2 separate regions of the Homo sapiens genome follow, and region 2 is linked to region 1. A link is an interaction called in ENCODE POLR2A ChIA-PET data of the cell type or tissue named here. Cell type or tissue: GM12878. All regions are shown on one strand. Each heading gives the region's core, and the rest is flanking DNA. Links, peaks and the distances in the headings are about the cores only.

What was found. ChIA-PET counts read pairs that join two places held together with the same protein. Peaks named below come from ENCODE experiments on the same cell type or tissue, not always from the same donor. Only the 100,000 strongest peaks of a DNase experiment are listed, where the experiment ranks them.
Region 2: POLR2A ChIA-PET joins it to region 1 with 9 read pairs; 2 of 35 experiments call an interaction of 5 or more read pairs at or near these places.

What each region holds. Positions count from the first base shown.
Region 1 is chr11:36,107,850-36,113,221 of GRCh38, reverse strand. All of the region lies in intron 4 of LDLRAD3 (low density lipoprotein receptor class A domain containing 3), which reads right to left. Among named protein-coding and RNA genes, the nearest start is that of MIR3973, 100 kb to the right of the region's middle. RefSeq lists enhancers at 1,406-1,929, 3,028-3,207, 2,980-3,503, 4,028-4,551, 4,552-5,077. In GM12878, for the core only: no CTCF peak of the experiment used is centred there; a DNase peak (open chromatin) is centred at 3,043.
Region 2 is chr11:35,924,791-35,930,162 of GRCh38, reverse strand. No RefSeq gene overlaps it. Among named protein-coding and RNA genes, the nearest start is that of LDLRAD3, 17 kb to the left of the region's middle. In GM12878, for the core only: no CTCF peak of the experiment used is centred there; no DNase peak of the experiment used is centred there.

The DNA.
Region 1 (5,372 bases), core at 69-5,068:
TTTGTTATGGCAGCTTACCCTATGTTCTAACTAATACAGAATCCCTGGGCCACCTCAAATATTCCACATTAAGAACCTAATGTGAGAAAGAATCATAGAAGAAACCCTAGAAACTAGATCCCAAAAGTCCCTCAAAAGATGTGCACATATCTGTCTTTCTGAACCTTTTCCCTGTCTTCCCATTCCTTCCTATTTGTCAGAGGTATGCAATGTAGGTCTTCCATGACTCCATGTATGACTGACTGACACTGACCATTCTTGGTAAGAGCTTGCAATCCACTCAAATCAGTTCAAATGAAGGGAAAGGCATACTCTAGAAGACAGAGGCTTCACTGAAAAGGCAGAGATACTGGGCTTCCTGGGGATTTGGGAAAACATCTGAGGAAAAAAAGCAAATACTCTCTCCATCTCTCTTTTGGGGATGGCCACCTCTGGCCTCTTGGGCTGGCCTCTAGGTGGACCAGCACTCTCTACTATGAATTCTGCCTTTCCCAGCTGTAGCTTCTATGTGACTGTGTCCTATCCTACGGAATGATTTGCTTAGCATCCTAAGGCTGATTCAGCCCTGAGTGTCTTTGAAAGAGACATTCTGATTTGCTGCTGGCCAGCTGATAAACAGACTAGCCTAGGATCAATTGTCCACTTAAGGTTTGGTCAACAATGACTGAGATGGCAGGGAGGTGTCTTGGAGAGCAGAGGGCTGCCCCTTCCAAAGGTCATGAGTGCACGGTCTGGAAGTTGCTGAGGACAGGGCAACTAATTTAACATACATTAAGTCCCCTGGCACTCTGGATATATGGGGAATTCACGTTTACTTTTAAATAGAAGGCCTTATGCAACATTTCTCAAGTTAGTAGTGGTCAAAGAGATGGTTGTGTATTCCTGGTCTTTCTCTTCAATTAAAAAATAAGCTACTAGAATGAAGCAGCTCATAGGAATTCTCTTGACTCTCAGCACCTAGCAATGTGCTCTGCAAAAAGGAGGGTTTCAGAGTAGCAGAGGTATCCATGTTGGCTGGATTTTGAAAATCCAGGAATAATGTTGCAACAACAAGCCTGCATTAAAAAGGATGTGCTATGAGGATCCATTTCATAAAGTGTGGTTTGCACAAACTTATTCTCTCTCTATTTCTGCTGTAGAGGTACAAATAAATTTTCTTAAAGAAAAAAAGGAGGGTTTCAATAACAGCTGACCTACTGATGCAAATTTGAGCAGCAGACACATGATAAAGGGCACAAAATCTCAAGGAAGAGAACCAATGGGAGAAGATGGGTAAGTGTCATTTAGAGGCATTCCACAAAATGAACTAAAGATGAACCAGACTGGGCCGGGCGTGGTGGCTCACGCCTGTAACCCCAACACTTTGGGAGGCCGAGGCAGGTGGATCACGAGGTCAAGAGTCCAGGCCAGCCTGGCCAAGATGGCGAAACCCCATCTCTACTAAAAACATAAAAATTAGCCGGGTGTGGTGGCAGGCGCCTGTAATCCCCGCTACTCGGGAGAGTGAGGCAGAGAAGTGCTTGAACCCGGGAGGCGGAGGATGCAGTGAGCTGAGATCGCTCTACTGCACTCCAGCCTGGGCAACAGAGTGAGACTCCATCTCAGAGAAAGAAAAAAAAAAAAAAAAGATGAAACAGACTGATAACATGGTGGGTTTCCAGAGAGGAAAACAAGGTGGAAACAAGAAAGAGCTGCTTGGAGTACTTGGGGGATGTGACAAGAACTGACATATTTGCAACACAGAGCACATTTCCACCTTTCACTGGCCACAAAGCTATCAGGAAGTCAAACTGGGGCCAAAAAAAAAGACATAACTGACCTGATTGAATAACCCAGGTAAGTTTTTCAAGCCACTTGTTGGAAGCAGGAGGGGGAGGATATCCCTTCTATGGTCACTGAGCTTCCCAAACTCTTCTCACCCCTAGAAATTCACAGGTCTACGATTCCCCGATTCCCCAGGCTCATCCTGCCTGTAGGCTAGCAGGGCTCAGTAAGACACAAGGATAAGCAGAATTCTCACGGCATGCAGTGATAACGAGCTGCTCCTATGAATTTCTTTTCCAGGGTTGAACATCTCATTTCTCCTGGGTTTCTTCCTCTGTCTCCACCTTCTCATTGGATCCTGCAGGGAGGGGGCCCCCAGCAGTCAGCCTCAATGCACCCTAACAGTTTCACGTCTCCCACTCCCCACACATACACATGCACACTTTGCTCCAGCCATACAGAATCTCTGTCTTTGGCTATACTATTCCCTCTCTGGCTAGATGCCCAGCCCCACGTTTGTTTTCAGGTCCATTTTTATGTATTTGTAAAGACTGGGCAGCGATTTCATTTCTCTGAAGCCTTGCCATATCCCCCTAGGAAAAACTGTCACTCCTTGCCAGCCTCAAGCTCCCACGGCATGCTGCTCATTCCTCTATTACAGCATTTATCACACTTGAGGGTAATTATCTGCAGGCTATTATGTTTCTCCCTTGCAGGACTGTGAGCAACTTTGAGCTGATCTATAATAGTTTGTATTTCTTCCAGTACCTGGGTGAGACCGGGCAATTGCAGGCACTCTGCAAATGATGTGTGCATGAACGAATGTTAGAAAGACCCAAGAGAGTCAAAGGGTGTTGGGGGTTGGGGAGCTGAGAGCCACAGCAGTCAGTCCATGGAGGGATAAATGTCCCCTCTACAATCAAGCAGCACAACACAGCAGTCTTAGGGCTCCAGAAACTTGCAGAGCAAACTTGCAGAGAGACAGCAAGCCCTACCCCTGATCCCTGACTGCTCTGAAACTCAGTCCTTCCACCTCAGGAGGAATCACACTCTGCCAGGTGTCCAGGATGGACTCCGCCATTCACCGGGGAGAGAGAGCTAGGACAGAGGCAGGGACCAACTGGAGAGGGACAAGGAGGGGAAACCTGCACCTGAAAGAAATGGGGGAGACTAAAGAAACAGCCCTAAAGATTACCGCAGTAACAAAGTTATCAGGAAGCAACTACTGTCTTTGAGTACAGAATCATTCTGACTTGCTTCTAAATGAAAGACGTTTCAGAAATCTTCAAACTCCTGCTGCTGTGGTTAAAGAAAAGGAAGCTTTTGTCATGCAAACACTCTATTACTAAGAAGAAAACCCCACCTGTACACAAAGGCAGCAATCAACCTCTCCCAGCCTCCTTCAGTTTCTTCGAATGGAGTCAGCATTTTTGCCTCTCTCAGCCCAGCTGGGCTTTCAAACTCTAAATTAAAAGTGGAAAAAAGGCTTCCACATTCTTCCTGTTAAATGGACCTCCAGCAGCTTCATTCTATGAAAATCTACAGGAATTCCTTAAGGGTGATGATTCTTTCCTACGGACTCTCTAATGAAGCTCTTGACATCACTTGCAGCCACAAGGTTTGGCGTAAATACTGACCACCCTTCAAATTCCAGGTTGTGACATTTTTGATTGGATCCCCTAAACGCAGACTATTTTTTTTTAAATATAAAGCTTTTTCCATCCATATTTGGAAAACTAAACTAAAATTAGCACTTCTCCTATCACATGCCCTGCACGACTTCTGTAGAAATTATCTCTGCCTGCTTAGTCACTTGGTTCTATTTGGTGACAGAAAAAAGCAAAGATCTCTCTATTCCAAAAGTATAAGCTCTTTTACTCTCAATTACCCAGACTAGTGGGGGGCCTGGAGCAGCAAAGTGGAAAGCAAGCACAATCAGAAAATAATACGGCAGATTCTCTAGTTCCACAAAATTAGTATCCCCATGGTGATAACGCAGCTTGCTACTCTCATCCAGTTTGTCATCAAATCTTGGCGATTCTAGCCTGAAATACTTCCTGAAGCCATCCCCCATATGTTCCCACTGCCCCCACCTTCACGTGTCTTATCCGTGGCTTCCCACGGCCCATGGGAGAGAGCGCAACATCCTTCCCATGGTTTCCCAGGCCCCCAGTCCACGCAGGCCACCACGGACCACTCCAGCTTCCCTGCAGGCTGTTCTTCCCCCGTCCATGACAAAGATTCTCTCCTTGACCAAACTCCACTCCGGTTCTTCTGAGCTCTCTTCTCAAAGAAGCCCTAGCTTTGGGGCTTCTGCGTTCCTCTCTGCATTGTCTGATTCTAGCAAAAGCCCTATGAGTCAGTTTAGCAAAATCCTCCATCTGCCACATGCTCACCCTTGATATCTGATCCTGTTCCTCATCCTCCACCATCCTCCACCATCCTCCTGGCCTGCCTTCAGTGAGAATCCTGTTAGGTCCATTGAGTCAGAATCCCCCCTTACCCTGATGTTTCCTCTTAGTAATTTTCCACCCACTAACCCCACCCTACTGCTTGGCTAAAAATTCCCACTTTTCCTATTATATTTGGAATTGAACCCAGTTCTATACTGAGGTCTCTTTTCCCTGATGGCAACCATTTTTCTAGATAAAGTTTGTTTTTAGTGCTTTACCATCTAGCTCTGGCTTTTCTTTGACATCCACCCCAGGGCAGCCACGTGGATCTGCCAGTTCCTCAAATGCATCACGCTGTTTCTCACCTTGGGATCTGCTTACCTGCCATTCTCTCTGCCTGGAAGGATCCTTCTCCGCTGACCCTCCTCTCTCTTGTCCAGTAACTCTTCCCCATCCTTCTGGTTTCAACTTCAGCATCTTGTCTTGAGAAAGACTTAGCACCCCACTGACTGCCCTGCCATTCACTTCCAGAGTGTCCTGCGCCTGTCCTTGCAACACATTCCTCACGCTACTGACCAACCGAACACCTGCTCTTCCTATAGAATATGAGCTCTATTAGAGCAGAGACCACATTTGTCTGGTTCCCTATTACCGTTCTTCAATTCTAAGATACAATTTTTATTTTACATTTTAACATTCTGAAACTGGAATGCATCTTTTTTTTTTTTTTTTTTTTTTTTTTTTTGAGATGGAGTCTCGCTCTGTCACCCAGGCTGGAGTGCAATGGCGCGATCTCGGCTCACTGGAAGCTCTGCCTCCTGGGTTCACACCATTCTCCTGCCTCAGCCTCCAGAGTAGCTGGGACTACAGGCACCCACCACCACGCCCAGCTAATTTTGTTTTTGTATTTTTAGTAGAGACGGGGTTTCACTGTGTTAGCCGGGATGGTCTCGATCTTGATCTCCTGACCTCGTGATCTGCCCACCTCGGCCTCCCAAAGTGCTGGGATTACAGGAGTGAGCCACCGTGCCTGGCCTGGAATGCATCTTAAAAACAACACTGTGCCATAATTTAATGGTCAGTATTGTTTCTTTCTCAGCAAAACATAAAATAATGATAGCTCTTACAATAGATGGCATTTTAAGATTTAACAAAATTTGGTACGTGCCTTTGTCTCCTGGGCATAATGCCTGGCACACAGTAGCAATCAAAAAT
Region 2 (5,372 bases), core at 181-5,180, 180 kb after region 1:
ATCCTGGGTTGATGTGATCCTTTCACCTCAGGCTCCCAAAGTGCTGAGATTACAGGTGTGAGCCACCATGCCTGGCCTGGCCTGGCTGCCCTAACTATGGCTGTCATAGAATGGGTGGCTTAAACAACAGAAATTTATTTTCTTACTGTTCTGGCTCCTGGGAAGTTCATGATCAAGGTGGCAGCCCATTTGGTTTCTGGCGAGGGCTCTCCTTCTGGCTTACAGGGGGCCCCCTTCTTACTCTGTCCTCATACAGTTGAGAGAGAGGAAGGAGCTCTTTGCTGTCTCTTCTCATTAAGACACTGATTTTATCAAACCGGGTCTCCCCTACACCCCGTCATGGCCTTATCTAACCCTAATCACCTCTTAAAGGTCCCATCTCCAAATACTATCATTTTGGGGATTAGGGGTCTGACATATGCATTTTGGGGGTACACAAACAGCCCATAACAACATGAATAGCTGCAGGTGACTTGAAATGTTAGAAGCAAAAATAGCCTGGAAAGGCTGGGTGCGGTGGCTCATGCATGTAATCCCAGCACTCTGGGAGGCCGAAGCAGGTGGATTATCTGAGGTCAGGAGTTCAAGACCAACCTGGCCAACATGATGAAACCCCGTCTCTGCTAAAAATACAAAAAATTAGCCAGGCATGGTGGCGCACGCCTGTAATGCCAGCTACTCGGGAGACTGAAGCAGGAGAATCACTTGAACCCAGGAGGTGGAGGTTGCAGTGAGCTGAAATCACACCACTGCACTCCAGCCTGGGCAACAAGAGTGAAACTCCATCTCAAAAGAAAAAAAATAAAGAAAAAGAAATTGCCTGGAAACTTCTTCCCTCATATGCCTGGGGTCTGGGACGGGACAACTCTGAGGCTGGACTCAGCTGGGACCATCAGCTGAAACATCAACACATGCCCTTCCATCCAGCCTGGACTTTCACATTAGATTTTGCAAGAGTCCGCAATAAACCTTTGCTATGCTAAGCCACTAATACTTTGGGTTGATTGCTGCAGTGTAGCCTACCTTATCCTGGACTAAGAATGATTTTCAAGTATACGGTTATTTAATGTAATGAGATAAACCTTGTTAGCCTAGAGGCTAGCCTAAGGAATGTCTTTCCTTTCCACCATAGGCAATCTGGAAAGCTGAGCTTCTGCTCAGCGAGACACGTGAGATACGCATGACATGGACCAGGGTGCTCGCCTTGTCATGCCACTTACAAACAGTGTGGCCTTGGATAAATTACAGAATCTTTCTGAGCCTCAGTTTTCTCACCAGTAAAATGGGAAGATGATTATAACACTTATCTCAGGATTGTGAGAATTAAGGGATAGGTATCTATTATATGGCACTGGGCACAGCATAAGCACTTATTAAATGTTAGCTGTTATATTACTTCCATTATTACTTCTATTATTATTATTATTATTTTTTGAGGTGGAGCCTCACTCTGTCGCCCAGGCTGGAGTGCAGTGGCACGATCTAAGCTCACTGCAACCTCCGCCTCCTGGGTTTGAGTGATTCTCCTGCTTCAGCCTCCTGAGTAGCTGGGACTACAGGCGCCCGCCACCATGCCCGGCTAATGGTTTTGTATTTTTTTAGTAGAGACGGGGTTTCACCGTGATAGCCAGGATGATCTCAATCTCCTGACCTCGTGATCTGCCCACCTCGGCCTCCCAAAGTGCTGGGATTACAGGCGTGAACCACCGAGTCCGGCCATATTACTTCTATTATTATACAGTCCGCAATCTCTTGAGCTGAAGGCTAGGAGGGTGTCCACTATGCACAGTTAAAAAAAAAAAAAAAAAAAAAAAGCTGAATCAGCACATCCAGAGAGAAAATTGAGTATCTTTTGTGTTTGGTTAGGGCTGAGAGAAAAAAGGAGGCTTTTGAACTCCCAAAGCCATAAACGAGAAGTGAGGAGAAAGGCCTCCCCTTTTGATATATTAAATATCTACTTATGTATACACCACCTGGTTCCATATAAGAAGAGAGAGGAAGACAGACTTCATGCCATCTCATCTTCTGGCAACAAAAACAGGTGCTAAAACAAGGACGGGATGTAAAATAGAAGCAGAAAGTGGCTCCCAAAAAAATCTTACCATGGGAACCTCACTGCAGACTCTGGCTGTGCGCTAAGCTCTCTAGCCGACTGTGCAATAAGTGCAGCCGTGGTGGTTACACAACCTCGCAAGGTTGCACAATCCAGTTTAGGTTCTTCATCACCCAGTCACGCCATTGCCAAAGCATGCTCCCAAGGGAGGGGCTGGGAGGCAAGCCGCTGGCAAAGGTGACTTGAGTAAGGTGCTGGGTGTCATGCCTAGCACTGTGCCACAGGGGCTGAGTCACCCCAGAAATTTAAGGTGTGGCCGCCAGGCCCCTGCCAAGGAGGGCCGGGGGACCCGGAAAAGAGAAGAATCCCATTTTTGCCTTTATCACCATCACTCCAATTCAGAGGAGGGTACGTCTGAAAAAAATTCTCTCTAGCTTGCACTTTTTAGGCCGTTTAATTTTTTATTGTTGAGTATGAACAGTGAAACAGAGCAGTTTCCTGTTTCTTGGCCCCAACCCCCCAACCACCGCTGAGAAATTTGAGTTTAAAACTGCCGGAGAGGAACATTTAAATTCTATAAATTAGCTTCACTAAAGATGCTTAAGCATTTATGAAAACATTCCCATTTTACTCTCGGCGTTATAAAATCTTAAAGAAAAAAAAAAATCCCAAATTGCCACGTGAAGCTAAGCTGGCAGAGAGAGCGATCTGCTCAGTGCAAATATGCCAACAGCTTTACAAATGAGGAATATAGAATCAGGATTAAGAGCCCGCAGATCATTTATCAGTGACAAAACAAAGACTCCTAGCCTCTGGACTCAGAGTCCGCGGAGAATCTAATCGGCTACATCGCATGCCCCAGAAGCAGTGTTCAGTGTTAACTCATTTATACCCACATTAATGCTGGCAGCAGGGAACTCCGTTGTGCCTGCCTTGGTGCCCAGAAGAGCTATTTTGGTGTAAAACAGAGCTCGGCTTCAGGGAAAACCTGGGTTTAAATCCTGGTTTAGCTACTAACCAGCTGGTGACGCTGGACAACGAACTTTATCATTAGAAGACTCAGTTTCCTCCTCTGAACACTGGAGAGAATAATAACATGCAGGCATTCAAGAAGGGATAATTTCCCTGATAACCTTCACTTCTAGACAAACACAATAAACATAACCAAACGACGGAGTGGTTCCATCAAATGTACTTTTTTTTTTTTTTGAGATGGAGTCTCACTCCGTCAGTCAGGCTGGAGTCTTGCTCCGTCGCCCAGGCTGGAGTGCAGTGGCGCGATCTCTGCTCACTGCAACCTCTGCCTCCTGGGTTCAAGGGATTCTCCTGCCTCAGCTTCTCGAGTAGCTGGGTCTACAGGCACCTGCCACCACACCTGGTTAATTTTTTGTATTTTTAGTAGAGATGGGGTTTCACTGTGTTAGCCAGGATGGTCTCGATCTCCTGACCTCCTGATCCACCCACCTCGGCCTCCCAAAGTGCTGGGATTACAGGCGTGAGCCACCGTGCCTGGCCCAAATGTACATTTAAATAAACATGTTCGGACACACACCCCCATTCCCACCACGAAAAGGAGAGTGTGCCGAAGAAAGAAAATAAGACTCCAGTTCTTTTTTTTAACTCCTATTATCTACTTTTCTTATTCTTCTGATGACACCTGGGCCTTCTATGGCGCTGGGGTACAAAAAGGTCACAGCCAAAAGCAAAGAGAAGCTGATGACGTTAATTTTGGTTTCTGATTCTGAGGGTTTAGGTTTAGGAATAATTTTGACACTTGGCTTTATAGAAATTTCCCCTTAAGTGCTTACTTTAAAATCTGTGACTTCCCCACCGTGCAGCCCCCAATCCTCTAAACAAACATACCGTTGTCACTACTCTCTTAACCTCCAGGCAGCAGGGCACAGAGGAAGGAACACTGGCATTGTCTGGCTGGGGGACCACAGGCCTTGCTTTGTCGTCTAACTTCCAAGCCCCTTCAAAGAGATTAGAGCCAAAATGGAAGCTCTTGTTCACTACAACTTATTAAAATGCTATATGTGTTTCCAGTTTTATCTGCCTAATTTGCATCTTTTCTGTCCCTCAAAATTAAGTGGTCACCCCAATGGATAAATACCATCTCTGAAGCTATATTCTGAGCAGTGCTTAGAGATTAGACTTTCCAAGGACGAACACCTGGTTTAATAACTATCATTGCCAACTATGCGTTATCACTATTTGCACAGTTTTACCTTTAATATGACACTTTTATTTTCATGGCATTTCATTACAGTCTCCATGGACAATGGCTTAGCAGAGAGGAATTGAGGAATTCTCAGGGATTTTTTTTTTTTTTTTTTTTTGAGATGTAGTCTCACACTGTCACCCTGGCTGGAGTACAATGGCAAGATCTTGGCTCACTGCAACCTCCACTTCCCGGGTTCAAGCGATTCCCCTGCCTCAGCCTCCTGAATACCTGGGATTACAGGCACCTACCACCACGCGCGGCTAATTGTTTGTATTTTTAGTAGAGACGGAGTTTCACCATATTGGCCAGGCTGGTCTCGAACTCCTGACCTCGTGATCCACCCGCCTCGGCATCCCAAAGTGCTGGGATTAAAGGCATGAGCCACTGCGCCCAGACTAGGCATTCTCAATTTTAATGCTTGCTTAGTGATGTGCTGGACCAGCACTTTTCCTTTTTTGTTTTTATTTGTTGAGATGGAGTCTCACTCTGTCTCCAGGCTGGAGAGCAGTGGCGCAATCTCGGCTCACTGCAATCTCCACCTCCTGGGTTCAAGCGATTCTCCTGCCTCAGCCTCCCAAGTAGCTATGATTACAGGTGCACACCACCACACCCAGCTCATGTTTGTATTTTTAGTAGAGACAGGTTTTCACCATGTTGACCAGGCTGGTCTTGAACTCCTGCCCTTGATCAGCACATTTCAATGCAACTTTCTGGGATGCTATGAGGCTTCTCTATCTGTGTTGTCCAGTCTGGTAGCTCCCAGCCATACAGCAATAGCACTTGAAATGTGACTAGCACAACTGAGGAACTGAATTTTAGAAGTATCATCTTTAAATAATTTGCATTTAAATATAATTATCACATGAGACTAGTTGCTACCATATGGCACAGTGAAGCGCTAGACACTACCCACTTAGGACTTGTGCTAGACCAGTGCTGTCCAATGGAAATATAATGTGAACAACATATATAATTTAGTTTTTTCTAGTAGTCACATTAAAATAAGGAAAAAGAAAGAGGGTGAAATTAATTTCAATAATATATTTTATGACTGACTATTCAAAATATTATTCCAACCTATAATCAATTAAAAAA